Regions from separate parts of the Homo sapiens genome. Here region 2 is linked to region 1. Evidence: chromatin loops called from intact Hi-C (ENCODE). Cell type or tissue: PC-9. All regions are shown on one strand.

Evidence for each region. Peaks named below come from ENCODE experiments on the same cell type or tissue, not always from the same donor. Only the 100,000 strongest peaks of a DNase experiment are listed, where the experiment ranks them.
Region 2: a loop joins it to region 1, with 4 times the contacts of the local background. A loop is called at or near these places in 18 of 110 quality-filtered maps.

Annotation. Positions count from the first base shown.
Region 1 is chr5:159,902,499-159,910,498 of GRCh38, reverse strand. It overlaps a transcript of ADRA1B not described here. Among named protein-coding and RNA genes, the nearest start is that of ADRA1B, 10 kb to the left of the region's middle. In PC-9, no CTCF peak of the experiment used is centred here; DNase peaks (open chromatin) are centred at 3,358, 4,778, 7,608 and 7,928; H3K4me3 peaks cover 692 bases; H3K27ac peaks cover 6,627 bases.
Region 2 is chr5:159,337,667-159,345,666 of GRCh38, reverse strand. All of the region lies in intron 2 of IL12B-AS1 (IL12B antisense RNA 1), which reads right to left. Among named protein-coding and RNA genes, the nearest start is that of IL12B-AS1, 10 kb to the right of the region's middle. In PC-9, no CTCF peak of the experiment used is centred here; DNase peaks (open chromatin) are centred at 1,896, 3,636, 6,016 and 7,916; H3K27me3 peaks cover 1,377 bases.

The DNA of each region.
Region 1 (8,000 bases):
ATGAGAACACAGAAGGCCCAGAAAGAGGGAGAAATTTGTCTGAGGTAGAGCCAGGGTCACTAGCCAGGAGATTTGACTCCATGCCCACAACTTGCTTTTGCCACCACTTTCATCTGTTTCTGCAGCATGGCACAGATTCTGAGTTTGAATCCCGGCTTTAGTTGACCCAGATGTGTGACCTTGGGCAAGCTACATAAACTCTTTCAGCCTCTTTATTTTCATCTGTGCCCAGAGGATAATGCTTTCTATTTCTTGAGATAATGCACATTCTAGGTGGTTGTGAAAATTAAATGAACTGTATATAGTCTGTGTTGCTCAGGCTGGGAGCTGGCTCGTAAAAACACTCAACAAAGAACTCTACTATTATTATATTGATGTTCTCTATAATTTAAACCTGTTTGTATGTATGTAGGATATATATGTGTGTGCGTATATGTATGTATGTATATATAAGATGTATCTCTTCCACTTCAAATTTCTTAAGGGAAAAGGCTGTCTTTTACCTGTGGTTCTTAAAACTTTTTGGGTTCTAGACCTTATTGAGAATTTGCTGCAAGCTGTGGATGCAGCTGTGGATACGTTCTTTACCCTACACTTTTCCTGAATTCCTTATAGGGGCTTCCTAAGTGCCAAGTCCTTGGCAGGGCCCCTTGATCAATTGATTTCCATTTTGTTGCTTTTATTTTTGTTTGAGGAGCCTCTCTGTTGTAACTCTCTTTGTCTAGGCATAACCTCTTTCACTTTTGGGCAATAGAACTAATTAAGTGTTTCACCATTTATTATGGAACAGAACTTGAACTGAATGTAGTGAATTGATGCCGGCCTTCCTTGTCCTCCCGTAGTTTACAGTCTAAGATAAATAACGGGAATGTGCAATGGAGGATGCATAGAGAATTGTGTCTGACATTGAACAGGGATGTGAGTTAAATAAGGAAATAAATACATGACACAAATCTCAAGTTTCTCCATCCTTTCTCTTCTTCCTTTTTTTGTGCTCTCTGAACCAAACCATCCAACCCTTTTGGGGGATTTTCACTTGTAGCTACCAAGTTCAGAAAAGTCTAAAGGAAGTGGTGGGAACCTTTTCCTTGGGGTCATCCAAAAATTGTATCTGGACAAAGTGTTAGAGCCCAGCTTTGGAGAGGACAGACCAGGCCCCAGGGGAGCAAGGCAAGGGAGTGATGTCAGAAGGCGGTTTCTGCCTTCTCATCTCCATTGTCTGGCAGAGGTGGCAGTGTAGGGTCTTGGAATGAGTGTGGGCTTGCTTGGGAAATAGCATGTGGCATGACTTGGGAACGGGGAGCATAGTGAAGGGGGGAGCAGCGTGAGAAAGAGGCAGTTTCCTTTGCCCATCTTCATTGTGCATTGAGGAATGCTGGGACAGGAAATGCCCAGTGTGTCTCTGCTGTTTACTGGACACCAAACCAAAAGATTTGGAAGGTTGCCTTGGGAGTCCTGAAAAGATGAGGGGAGAAAGAGGCAGTATTTTGGTTTTTTGGCTTCTTGTGGCACTTCTTGAGTGAGTGCTCGGGGAATGGGGGAGATTTTGTGGAGACTTTTAGACAGGAGCAGCCTGGTATAATGGCAATTAGCTATGAGGTGTGAATTGCAAGTGCCTGGGAGGGCCCCAAATATTTCCCCTGCCCTTTGGAGCGCTACCCACTTACAGGTAAGCATTGCCTGCTTTCTTTGGCCCCATTTGAATTAACTATGACTTACTGAGTGCAGTTATGCATGCAGCATTGTGCCAAGTGAATCCATATGCGTCATCTCATTTAATTCTCCGAACAACACTTCCGTGGTATGTCTTAATCGCTTGCACTGCTGTAAAGGAGTACATGAAGCTGGATAGTCTATAAAGAAGAAAGGCTTATTGGGGCTGTACAAGAAACATGGTACAGGCATCTGCTTCTGGTGAGGGACTCAGGCTACTTCCACTCCATAGTGGAAGGGGAAGGGAAGCTGGCATCACGTGGGGAAAGAGGAAGAAAGAGGAGGACGTGCCAGGCTCTTTTGAACAACAAGCTCTCACTCACTCCTGCAAGAATGGCACCAAGCCATTCATAAGGGATCCTCCCTCACAATCCGAACACCTCCCACCAGGCCCCACTTTCAACACTGGGGGATCGAATTTCAACATGAGACTTGATGGGGCCAAATAAACCATATTCAAACCATAGCGTGGTTGATACCGTTAGCTCCAATTTACAGGTGAGAAAACTGAAGATAAGAGAGATTCATTAACTTGTCCAAAATTACTCAGAAATGGGATTAGAGCACAGGCAGTCCAGAGAGGCAGAAGTTGTGCTGGGCTGTGTGCACAACACAAATATGTGCCTGTCTCCATGGTGAGGTCTGAGGATTGAATCTCTCCTCCTAACACTTCCTGGGGAACCTTAAGTGAGTTTATGTCAGGATCCTGCCTTAACTCTTCCAAGAAGGGTGGGAGACCTGATTCAATAATTGTCTTTAAGGAGGGCAAAAATTATTGGTCCCATGATGGCAACCAACTCTGTGTGTGTGTGTGTGTGTGTGTGTGTGTGACAGAGAGAGAGAGAGAGAGAACAAACAGCTATAGATGCCAAAGACAAAGACAGCATGAGAAACGCCAGTTAGCCCTAAGGAAGTAGCTTATTAAACACCAAACTGGCTTCATCCAGACAGATAAAATTCTAGCTCCTGCCACTTCCTGGCTTTGTGACCTTGGGCAAGTTACTTTATTTATTTAAGCTTCTATCTGTTTATCTGTAAAATGGGGATTTTAATAGTATTTACCACATGGAGTTGTTGGGAAGATTAAATGGAACTGTGCCTGGCACCTAGAAAGCTCTCAATAAATGTTAGTTATTATGGATATTTTTGTATAATCTTAAAAACACACAAAAGATTTCTCAGTATCTGGAGTATTTAGGTACAGATTTTCTCTGTTAATCTCTCAGCTATCCTTACAGAGCTTTACTTGCCAAATGATGTCACTGATGCATTTTTTTTTTCTGACATAAATTGCCCTGAACAAACAGCGGCTGGTAAAAGAACAACAATACAAATAATAACAGCTAACATTTGTTGAGAACTTCTGTGTACTAGGCATCTGTTATATACTTTACATGAATTATCTCATTCTAATACAAGAATCTTATCAGGTAGGCAGAAATAATATATCTGGCCTTTGAGAGGCAACTTCTGAAATTGCCATATCCAGAGAGCCAGGGCTTGTTGGAAATATTTCTATCCACAGTGAGGTTGGAGATCAAGCCGGTGTGGGTGTTGGTGAGCTTGGGGAATGGGGTGTGGCAGGCAGTTGGCCAGTGAACTTGCTGTGCATTGGGAGAGAAACCCAGCTCAGTTCAGCAGGTGGAGTGGCAGGTCCTTGGACTATATAATTCATGGCCATTGGTACAATTAGTGTCAACAGGAATTTTCCTTGTGTATCAGACCAAAGAGGCTCGAAGGCTATAAATCATCTCACTGGAGGCTGGCCATTCATACCCTAGAAGGGCAGGGAAGGCAGGGGGACTCGTGTGAACCTCCATCTTCCAGGTCCTCTGGGAAGGGGATGAAGAGAAGGAAGCAAAGGGAAGGGAGTGAATGCCAGGGAATTTGTATTTTCAATTAAATCCCAGGGACTAAGTGGAAAAGAAAAAAGAGTATTCAGTCTGGAGCTCTCAAGTCAAGCCGGGGAACTTCTCCTTAAAACAGATGGATCATCTCCAGGTGCGAAAGTTTGGCCCTTTGTTGCCACTCAAAAACTTTAGAATTTTCCTTTGTTCAGTCTAGGGAACTGCTCACTTTTCCCCTTCTTGGTCCTGCTCCATCAAGAGCCTGGAATTTAGAAAGGAAGGAATGTAGAGTGTTGAGTAGGCAAAGGTTTGTCTGCATAGCCAGCTATGCTCAAACTTTACAGGGAATAAAAGTCATCTAGAGCAAGCCTTAAGATGCAGATTCCTGGGCTTCAGCCTTAGATATCCTAATTCAGCAGGTTTGAAATGGGGTTCAGGAATTTATATTTTTGTAAGTAACCCAATGATTTGATTGCAGAAGACTACATTTTGAGAAACATTATTTTGGTCCAACATCCCCACTTTTACAGATGATCCAATGGAGGTCATCTGTAAAATGGTTGAATGTTTCATATAGAGGGTTCTTATACACATAACTTGGTTGAATGTCTCATAGAGAGGGTTCTTATATGCATAACTTGGTTGAATGTCTATAGAGAGGGTTCTTAACTTGGTTGAATGTCTCATAGAGAGGATTCTTATAGGATGCAGGTCTTAAACCCAGGTTTTCTGATTGCCAGTCTGGCCAGTCTTGCCTCCACTGGGCTCATTAAAAATGGCATTGTGGTTGGTGCGGTGGCTTACCCCTGTAATCCCAGCACTTTGTAAGGCTGAGGCTGGCAGATCACCTGAGGTCAGGAGTTCAAGACCAGCCTAGCCAATGTGGCGAAACCCTATCTCTACTAAAAATACAAAAATTAGCCTGGTGTGGTGCTGTGTGCCTGTAATCCCAGCTATTTGGGAGGCTGACAGGAGAACTGCTTGAACCTGGGAGGCGGAAGTTGCAGTGAGCCAAGATTGCACCTCTGCACTCCAGTCTGGGTGACAGAGCAAGACTCTGACTCAAAAAAAAAAAAATGGCATTGACTTTCACTTGCTGTAGTTTATTCTTGCCTAGTGTCTCCATTCATCACACCTCAGCTCAGGGTCATTTCCTCAGGGAAGACTGTCCTGCCCCTCCCCACTCAGTCTAGGCAAGGTTCCTTTGTTTTCCACACCCAGAAAATCACCTCTCTCTCTTTTATAGCATTTGCTATGGTTTGTGGTTACATACTTCTGCATATGACTCTTTGATCACACTCTGTCTCTCTCCCTAGGCTTCAGGCTCAATGAGAGCAGGGCAGTGTTTCTTTTTGTTCCTCCAAGGGACTAGTGCATTGTCTAATGGTTAGTAAGTGCTCAGTAAATATTTATTAGATGAGTGAGTGAATGAATGAATGAAAAGGACAGTTTGATCTCAGCCTTAACTGAAAGTCAAAATAAAGCAGTATTTGTGAAACTTTTGTCTTTCAATGGCATTCTCTTTTTAGACATTTTAAAGTTATCATTCTTGTTTCTGGCCCAGCCTTTTTGATTCCAAATGCCCATTGCATTCCTGCAACCTCAGCTTCCAGCATGCAAAATTGTGTAGGAGGAGGCTTGCTTTGTTGGATTGTCTATGTGTCTATCACAATTTTTCTATTTCTGTAGTGAATTTTGTGTTAGAAACCTATTCTCCTCTCTGCAACCCTCTCTTCCTTTCAACTATAACCCCTCCCCAAGATCCCAATGGTCTCCTGTTGCTTCCAGCAACCCCCAAATCTGACCTTTTCTAACCTTTTGTTCTCAAATTCTACCAATGTCCTATTTCCTACAGGCCTGGTGCATGTTATGAACTCTTCAAAGAGATAGGTTCCTGCTAACGCTGGATAGTGACTTGATCTGTTGGCTCCTCTTCCTCTCCTTTCAGTTTTAACTAAGATCATCACTTTCTTAACTAAAGCTGTGTGCTCCAATGAGCTGGTCAAATTCTTGACTCTATGGAGCCCATCAAACACTGATGATAGGAGGAAGATTCTAGTGATTAGCAGATATTTATTGAGCACTGTGTTAGGGTCTGAAGTTCATACAAGGATGAATTAAAAGTATTTCTTTCTCCCAAGGCTCTTTATGGGAAGAGAGTCATGGACTCACATTCAATAATGGTGTGGCAGTTAAACAACACTTCAGGAGACTTCAGTATCTTGTTACTTGCCAAACAACTGATGATCACAAGTGCTATGAATTTAAATTAGACAATGTGTATAATGCACTTTGGAGTGGGCCTGACACATAGTAGGCTCACTCAGTAATGCTAATCCTTCTTCCGTCTAAGGGAGGGAGAGATTTTTCTGGGCTGGAGTAGGCCACCTGGTCTCCATTGAGGAGGTGCCTTCCATTAAGGTTCTGGGAAGCACACACGATTTGTGAGGAAACTTTTTCAGTTCCACAAATGTACCCATTTGCATTCAGGATTAATTTCTTTTTGGGAACAACTACTTTCCTTGAATTAAAGCAGGTCTCCTAGAACCTAGCTTATCCACACTTTTTCATGTGCTGTGCCTTCATAGGAGAGAGGCATTTAGAATCAGAGCTGGAAGGGACTGTAGAAGTTGTGTAGCCCTTTCCTCATTTCCCAGGTGGGGAAACTGAGGCCAGGCAAGTTACTTGACCATGGTCACTCAGAGCCAGAACCAGAACTGAGGTCTCTAATGTCCAGACCCATAGTCTTAAAAATAACTGTATGCTATTTTCATTGTTCAAATACTAAACAAATGCAAGCAGCTTTTTAAAAATTATTAAGGTAAATTGTGCTCATTGCAAAACTATGGAAAGACATACAAAATGAAAAGAAAATCAGTCTCATTTCACTATCAAGAGAACATCGTTGTTAACATTTCGGCAAATGCTTTCTAGTATTTACACACACACACGCATACATGCACGTGCACACACACATACAGGTGTGTGTGTGTACAGGTCAGGTGACTTTTGTTTGGACCCCAGCCTACTTTTAGCCTCCCTTTGTAACGGAAGCTGTGCCCTGAGTCTTCCACCTGTCGGGCCCAGGCGGACCCTCCCCTCCAGCTCTAGGGGAGGACTCCTGACCCAATCAGAGCCAAGGAGTACCCAGGTGCTCTTAAGACATGGGATTTGAAGATGAGGGGATGTGAGGTTTGGAGCCAGGTCTGGAGGTGTTCTGGTTGCTATGCAGCCACAGTAAGAGAGCCTGTCTGGGTGTGAATGGAGCTGAGTGAATGTGGCCGCCCTTCCCACACACTCCCACGGGAGTTGCCAGAATAATTTCTACCCTTTAAAGTAGCTACTTGGCCATTACCAGTGGATCCAATTCTTAGCTAAAGGACTTTGAGCAAGTCACTTAACCACTGAGTCCAGTTTCCTCATCTGTAAAATGGGATAACACTTGGAGGATCATAGTGAGGATAATATACCACTACTCCTACTAATAACAAAAATAGTAGTTAAATTTACAGCTGCTTTTATTAATTGTTTGCTAGATATCAGGGCTATGCTAAGCAGTTTAGTATATTGCGTCATTTAGGCTTCACATGGACAGAGAGTGGAAGGAAGAGGGATTTACTTATTGTTGCCTGGGTACAGGGAAGGACTAAGACACAGGGCCAGGTCCCAGCTGCCCTGATTCCTGGTGCAGTCATTTGCTAACTGATTGCTTCTGCCTGTTTGAACATTTGGGGTGGGAACCTTGATGCTTTTCAGGGCCTCTTGCCTGGGTCCTCTAGAGGGACAGGATGCTGGTTCCAAACTAGAGAATGGTAAGGTCCTGCCGGGCTGTTGAGGCAGAGGTGGGGACACTGGCCAGAGCCTTCTCTGTCTGCAGAGTCCCCCTTCCTGGCTGTGCCCCAGAGTTCCCTAGGTAACCGCGGGGGATGCAGCACAGATTCATGGGCCTGCTGCTCCCAAGCAAGTACCTGACGTGTTCTGTCCGAGAGCGACAGTGTCTGATTCCTGTATGACTCATCAGGAGGGGAATAGACACACGCCAGAGGCATAGGAGGAAGGAAAACCCCCACATTCTCACCTCCCACCAGCAAAGGGATGAAGAGGAATTTCTCCACTGCACACACTGCTTAAAAGGCAGGTGTTTTCCACATTTTATAGATGGGGAAAGTGAGGATCCATTACATCCACTCTTTCATTTGTTCCATGGACATCGGTTGAGCAAGGGCTTTGTGCCAGGCATCATGTCAGATTGTGTGGGAGACACAAACTTGGGAAAAACACTGACTCTACCATCAACTGGGCTGTTGACTAAGATGTGGCAACAGGAAATGTCACCCAGGGTGGGGCCTTGAAGAGTGGGAGGGCCCCAGGAGTTAGCATGTCAGTCATTTGTCTTTGAATAGGTTCAACTTCACCTCATTTCAAACATTCCTTTTTTTT
Region 2 (8,000 bases), 560 kb after region 1:
CTACATGGCCTCAAGAGCAAGCAGTTTGGCTCACTAGGCAGGTTGTTGAGCAAACCTCTGATCTGCTTACTTCCTACATTTACAACCTAGAACGCTGACACAGTGCCTACCACCAGATGAGCAGGCTACTTTACTGTCTTGTCAGCAGAATCCTTCTGTCTTGTTTCCCTTAGAGCCTAAGGTTCTGCTTTGAGGTCTCCTCCCTATTCTCCATCTCAAAGTTACACAGTCCCACCTCCTAGCCTTAGCTCTTGTTGTGCCCATAGTCCAGAATGTTCTTCTGCCCCATCCCTGTCTGTCCAAAGCCTACCCACCCTCAAAGCTGATTGAAAATGTCAACTCCTCCATAAAGCCTAAGATGATTCCCCTGGTCAAATAATAACAGTAATGGAATTAACAAAAAATAACAGTAATAATAATAGCCTAGCATTTGCTGAGTACTGCTGTGGGCAGGCAATGGGCTAAGATCTCATACTCATAATCTCAACCAAATCTTATACTAGATGTATCTTATTATCCCTGCCCTGCCATTTTTGATATCAACTTACTTGTTCTCTCTGTGCCTCATTTTTCTCAGATATCAATGGGGATTATAATATGTCTTCCTTGTAAGATTGTTTTAGGTATAAAATAAGCTAGTGTATATAAAGCATCAGCATAGTACCTGACACTATGGTTTTGGCTTAGTGAGTATCATTACTTCTTGTAACAACTTAAAGGTCTGGGTTTGTACTGATAAGGACAGGAGGAAGGGAAATACTGGGTAGAAGAGGGCAGGGTCCATGGCAAGGACTCCACCCTCAAGCCTGGACCCGCAGCCCTAGATGAGAACTTCACATCCCTGTTTTCCCGCTCGAATGTTGCCTTTTCTAAAACCACCCTGGCATGCCACACTTCCCTCCCCACCCTGTACCCACAAAAACTCCAAGTTCCACTGGCAGAGGAGCAGAGCGGTGCAGCAGAGAAGGAGAGAAGGGAAGAAGTGTCTGAACATCAAGAGTAGAAGAGGCAGCTGGACATCGGAGACTATGGTTGGAGAGGAATTTGGCCAGGAATGGCTGAACTCCAGAGGAAGAGTATCTTCCCACTCCATCCCCTTTCTAGCTCCCCATCCCACTGAGAGCCACCTCCACCACTCAATAAAGTCTCCACATTCACCATCCTTCAAGTCCCTGTGACCTGATTCTTCCTGGACATAGGACAAGAACCTGGGTATCAAGAGGGCAGGGTGTGAAAGGCTGTCACCCCAACCCTCCACTGAGCGGGTAAACACTTAGCTGTCTGTGGACAGCAAATGCTAAAAGAGTATTGTTTGTAACACATGCCCCCTTGGGCTCCAGAGGTCATGGACAACCCCTAGACACTGCCACAGGCTGGTACACAGTTTGTTCCTAATGGCTTCCAAAGGCAATCACCCCAGCTCCTGCTCCTGCTCTCCTGTGTGCTCCCCCTCATGCAAGGGGTTTGAGTGCAGTGGCCAAGTAAACAAGTCACCAATGTTGCAAGTCCCATGAGGAGGTCAAGGGAACAATCCCATCTCAGTATTATTCTCATCTTATAGATGAGAAAACCAAGCAATAGAGGTTGAGTAAACAGTCCAAGTTCAGTGACAAGCAAGAATTTTACTTCCCTCTGGTCTTCACTGAACTTTGCTCATCACAAAGATGATGTAAGGATAATCTTCCAGTTGCCATGGGAACTCATTTCATCAGCATCTCAGCCATCCTAGATGATTTGCATACATGACTTTATGCAGAAAGAGAAAGTTAAACTGACTTGAAGTCAACTGGCTCTACTGGCTACTGTCCTTTGAGATACTGTGATATTTGCATTGCATCATGGTTCTAGGGTATCCCAAAGACAGGTCTGCTCATTAATCCTCATACTTTCTCTCATTCACCAAGAATGTGATCCAGCTAGGGAAACAGACGAGAGCGACCAAGGAACGTGCTGGTGGAGCAGGTGTTGAATTCCTTCTCTGCATTTCTGCTCTTCCACTCTTTAATTGCCTTCTGGCAGGATGTTCCTGACTGCAGAGGCAACACCTAAAGCTTAGCCAGCTTAACTGCAGGTCTGCACAATAACAAACCCTTCAGAATTTCAGCACTCATTTCTTCATCAAGGGCCCCAAAATTATGGTTGTGTATCACCTACTCATTTCCTCTTGGTTCAACCTCACATGCTTTCATACTACTGCTGACCATCTGTACATGTTACTCACCCCTTTCCTCCTTTCCTCTATTCAAATAAGCCAGGCTGGGTTCGCACTCCAGAGGTACCCCTATTGATGGTTGGGCAAATAGGATACAGTTTCCAGAAAGAGTGACAACTTTGCTTCCTGGAATCCCTGCACAAAATGCAGGGTCACATATGGCCCTGAGGAGGGATTTGGTGGCAAAGAGATATCTAACTTTAGTAGTTTGAAAGTACTATGGCTAGCTGTGGTTCCAAACTCTCTACCAGGTCACCCTGGGGTAGCATAGTAAATTCACAGGACTGTTGGGAGGTATTTTAAATTTTCCAAGGGAAAGACAGGATCCTCCATATCTGTTGAACACTGCACAAACTCAGGGTTGTTCATGGTTTCAACATTAGATTACGTCATATTCCTTTCAGTGATGGCATCTTTTGGGGAAGCCATGTTTTTGGCAGTTACTGTGACAAAAAGCAAGTGCCACAAGGAAATCAGTGTGGAACAGGAAATGAAGGTGGCAGTGTCCACTCTGATTCCAAAGTTTAAGGAGTTGCACAGTGCCCAGCAGGCCACACATCCCATGAGTAAGTAATTGTGATGATTTCAGAATACAAAAAAATATTTTTTTTGTTTCAATGTATCATTTTTTTTCAAATGGCCAATACAAAGTTTTTAGCACATAAAGACTTTTAAGCGATTTGACCCTAACTAGTTAATCAATGAATCTATTTGGTATTTCTTTTGGCCTACAGATGCCATGAAAAAATTACTGAAGCACTAAGCGTTCTGCGACCAAGGAAGATTTGGAAACTTCTGGTCTGGTCAAGTCAGCCATGTTTCACAGCTCCCAAGAACTTCATTGGTACCTGATCCTATGACAAAGCATACCTGGGTCTTGGTTTTGGTTATCGTGGTTGTTTCATCTCAGAGACTTTTACATATTTTCAGTGCTAAATGTGCCTACTACATGGGGCCTGTGCAGCCATGTGCCTCGGCCAGCACCTGCCTCAGACTCCCTGGGCATCTCTCCCTTTCCTCTGCGCTTAAGTCACACCAACCTCCTTTCCATTCCTCCAACCCGCCAAGCCCTCTCCCATTGTAGGGGCTTCTTACTGATTCTCATCCTGGTTCACCTGTAGGTCCCAACTTAAATGCCACCTCATCAGAGAGCCCTCCCCTGTGATTCTCTGTCTCACCACCCATTCATTTCCTTCATAGCATTTTGTCCTCTGCACATATCTATTTAGCTCTATGAGGACAGAGTCCAGGTCTGATCTGCTTACTACATTCACAGAATTTAGCTGGGTGCCTGATATGTAATTGTCACTCAATAAATAACCGCAAGGTTAACAAGTGTCAGTTTAAATCATACACACATTTTAACTGGGGCCCTGTGCAGCCCAAAGCATTTCAGAAGGCTTTTCTGGCAAACAGCCCATCAGATAGACACGTGGGACAATTGCATCACTAGCCACAGGCAGAGACAGTCAAGGGCGGTGTTTGCGATCAAGAATCCCAGCTCTGCCACCTCCTTGCTGGCAGACATTGGGCAAGTTACTCATTCTGCCTCTACCAGCCATGTCTTTGCTTGGAAAAGGGTTGTTAAAAGGACTAACTATAAAGCTCTTAAGTAAAATCTGTCAAGAAACAAGCACTCTAAATAAAAGTAAGCTGCTTTTATTAGGACAAGGACAGTGTTCAAGGACTATCCCATGAATGCCCACACACCATTCTGAGAGGAAGTTTCTGCCTCAGAAACTGACAGGTCCAATGCTTCTTGCTTGTTTTAGAATAAAAGGCTCAATTCAAAAAATGATATATGGACAATTAATTCTTAGCCCCATTGGTGTCCCCCACACAACTCATGATTAAAACCAAAAAGAATCTGTTATGGAACTTTGATTATCCAGCTGGACAACAGAAATGGAGAATGTTAGGCAGTGACTGTCAATTTGTCTAGACTCAAACTGCTCTATGGCACCAAGCACATGGTGGAATGTGTGTGCCTAATCCTTCCAGTCCTTTGCTTGTCCCCTTCTAACCAGCTCTCTTCATGTTCTAGGCTTAAAAGTAAGCCCAGTGCACCATGATGTTGTTCCGGTTGTACCTGGGGAGTTCCAGGGGCCAAGGGCTGCTCACAGTCACAGAGAGGAAATGACACATGGCTCCTCTTCTTGCAGTGGGAAGAAGCATGAGTACCAGCCTTCATCTGTCCACACCTTAGTTACTGTTGCTCTCTTTCCTGGGTCTCCTTCGCCCAGCCTCTCCCCTACCTGATCCTCATGTCTGGATGCCTCATTTTCACAACCCCCTGGAATCACATCACTCTCCTCCCCAAGCGCTATCTACACTTCCTATTTCATGCATACCCACATCTTAGAAAACCATTTCTCCCACTGGCTTCCTATAGATGGCCTAGCTAAGGGTAATGTCTTTTCTGCTAACCTGATTTGCTGTCACTTTATAAATTTTATATAGGATGGTCTTACAAGACAGATGGTACTGATGGACTCAAACACGTGATGTGTTTCAATCCCAGATTCTCCATCTACTAGCTACATTTTTCATGGAAAGTTAGCTTTACATCTCTAAGCCTCAGTCTCCTCACCAGTAAAGTGGGCAGAATAATTTCCACCTCATAGCTTTGTTGTGAGTACGAGATGAGAAAACTCACATGAAACACACACCACAGTAACTGGTCCACAGGAAGCACACCCAAAAAGTCTACTACTGTGGTTGCTGAGGTCAACCCCCCATTTGGTAGATCTCAGCTTAGACATCATCTATTCTGGAAAACCTTCCCTCACCGCCACCCCGAAGATGTGTGTGCATCTAAAGCACCCTTGCTGTGATTGTCATTGCAAGGCGTGTCACACTGCCATGTCATTGCCTCTTAGCTTTTTTTTCTTTTGCCCCCTAGAATACTGTGAGCACATTACTGGTGGGGGCAGTGTTCCTTCTACTGGGGCAGAGCACCTAGCACAAAGTACGTGCTCAGGACATATTCTATCATATTAAAAATAGCTATTTAGGCCGGGCACGGTGGCTCACGCCTGTAATCCCAGCACTTTGGGAGGCCGAGGCGGGCGGATCATAAGGTCAGGAGATCGAGACCATCCTGGCTAACATGGTGAAACCCCGTCTCTATTAAAAATACAAAAAAATTAGCCGGGCGTGATGGCGGGCACCTGTAGTCCCAGCTACTTGGGAGGCTGAGGCAGGAGAATGGTGTGAACCCGGGAGGCGGAGCTTGCAGTGAGCCAAGATCGAGCCACTGCACTCCAGCCTGGGCTACACAGAGAGACTCCGTCTCAAAAAAAAAAAATCTACTTAAACAAGCAATCTAATAAAGATGAAATTTTGCTGTGTTATACACTTATTATTGCTACATTGGAAGACTAGACTCCCTTGGCAACCAAACACATTCTTTTTTATATTATTTAATTTTAATAAGAGTTACCATATATTGATCCATCTTCTATGCCAAATGTAACTTAATCCTTCTATCAGTTCTCTGAGGTAGATATTATCAGTAGTCCCATCTTATAAGGAAAATGAGGCTCAGAGAATTGAGGTACTTTGCCCAAGATCATTCAGCTAGTAGAACAGAGCTGGGACCCAAACCCAAGACCATTCATCTCCAGTGTCTGTTTGCTTTGCTGCCTCCAATAAGACTGAGGATGCCACTTTCCTTTTTGTTAAATTTTCTGGCCTCCCAAATACCGTAGAGTGGCATTTCATTATTATTGGCACCTACATAACAAACATGGTAATGCCTTTGATGTAAATTCCTTTGGTGACTAATCAACCCCACCTTGCCATATTTTTGTCTTTGGCACTATTTAACTTTCATGCTTCGTCAAGTCTCCTTAACTGGAGTGTAACTGGCTGGTGACAGTGCCAAGGTCTTAAGATTCTTTCTGTCTCCCCAGGTCTAAAAGGAACATCTCTCACCTACTAAAACACATAAATGAAATTGGGTTTCTGTCTATTTGGCTGTTCCATGTTCAAGTAAAATGACTAGAAGATCATCACCAAGTCTGAAGGGTATTTGGGACAGCTTGATTTGGATCTGTGGTATACACAGCTTTCACACTGGGGGACCAGGGAGGCACCTCAAGAAGATAGACACACTTAGTAACCTTTGTACTATTTGACTTTTTTTTTTTTTTTTTTTTTTTTTTTGAGACAGAGTCTCTCTCTGTGACCCAGGCTGGAGTGCAATGGTCCAATCACAGCTCACTGTAACCTCAGCCATCTGGGCTCAAGTGATACTCCTGCCTCAGCCTCCTAAGCAGCTGGGACCACAGGCATGTGCCACCACACCTGGCTAATTTTTTAAATTTTTTTGTAGAGGTGGACTTTCGCCATGTTGCCCAGGCTGATCTCAAACTCCTGGCCTCAAACAATCCTCCCTCCTCAGCCTCCCAAAGCTCTGGGATTACAGGTGTGAGCCACCATGCCCAGCATAGTTTATTTTAAACTAGAGGCATGAGTTACTTTTTTAAAGTACCATCAAGAATAAAGATAGATAGATAGATAGATAGATAGATAGATAGATAGATAGATAGATAGACAGATAGACAGATAAATTTTCAAAGCCAAAAATTAGAGAGAAAATGACAGGGCAGAAGACCAGGGGTCATAGTTATTTTCCAGAGCAGATTTCCAGAACAAGATACAATAAAAGCCTGATGAATATTAATATAAATTTTCTGTGAATGGAGAAACAAATGCGCCTTAAATGTGAGTCCCAAATCAACTGTCACAAAGGAAGATGCTCCAAATTGCAGGCCCCGATTTTTGGTCAATCTATTTCTCTCCAGGAGAATTCTATGTGCTCTAGGGTGAGTAGCAGCAGTAATGTACTTTATTGGATGGTGCTTTAACAATTCATCCTATAAATGCAGGGGATGCTGGTTAATATTCAATAATTGTTGGTTGGAGGTGATGTTGATAGGGGACCCTCAGACAATAGATGCCAGGACTTCACCACAAACATCTGCCCACTCCATGTTGTTCCCACCTTGTCTTGTTCTATCTGTCTCTACTAACAGCAAGACCAGACCAACTGTTCTCATACCTTTCTAGCATAAGCATTTCTACATCTCAGCAATCCTACAACCTAGGACACACCCACTTCCTTCCAGTTGCCCACACACCCATTTCTTTCACTGGGATTACCAAAGAGTTGAATTTAGAAAGGAAAAAAAAAAAAAAGGTTTCCATATGCAAATGGCAAAATCAAGGTCAAGGTGGAACACTTGCTCTGCAGTCAGTCCAGTTGAGCAGGCCAAAAATGCCCACTGGGATAATGAAATTCAGTAGTGACTGCATCTACCACCCTCTGCCCTTATCATGGGCCAAGGGTGGAAGGACGATATTGAAAACATGTGATCACAGTCATCTTTGAAGGGGAAGAAATTAATGAGGACATTGTAGGCCCTTTGAAAGTGAAGCTGATTCTAACCACCCAGCGGGTTCTCCTTGAACCACTGCTCAGACAGAGCTGAATTATCCAGACAGGGGAGTTGCAACAGAGAAAAAGTTTAATTCATGCAGAGCTGGCTGTACAGGAGGCTGGAGTTTTATTATCACTCAAATCAGTCTCACTGAAGGCTCAGAGGTTAGTGGTTTTTCAAAGATAGCTTGGTGAGTAGGGAGCCAGGGAGTAAGGAATGCTGGTTGGTTGGGTTGGAGATGAAATCATAGGGAGTGGAAACTGTCTTCTTGTGTTGAGTCAGTTCCTGGGTGGGGCCCATCCGGTTGTCAGAAATGCAAAAACCTGAAAAGACATCTCCAAAGG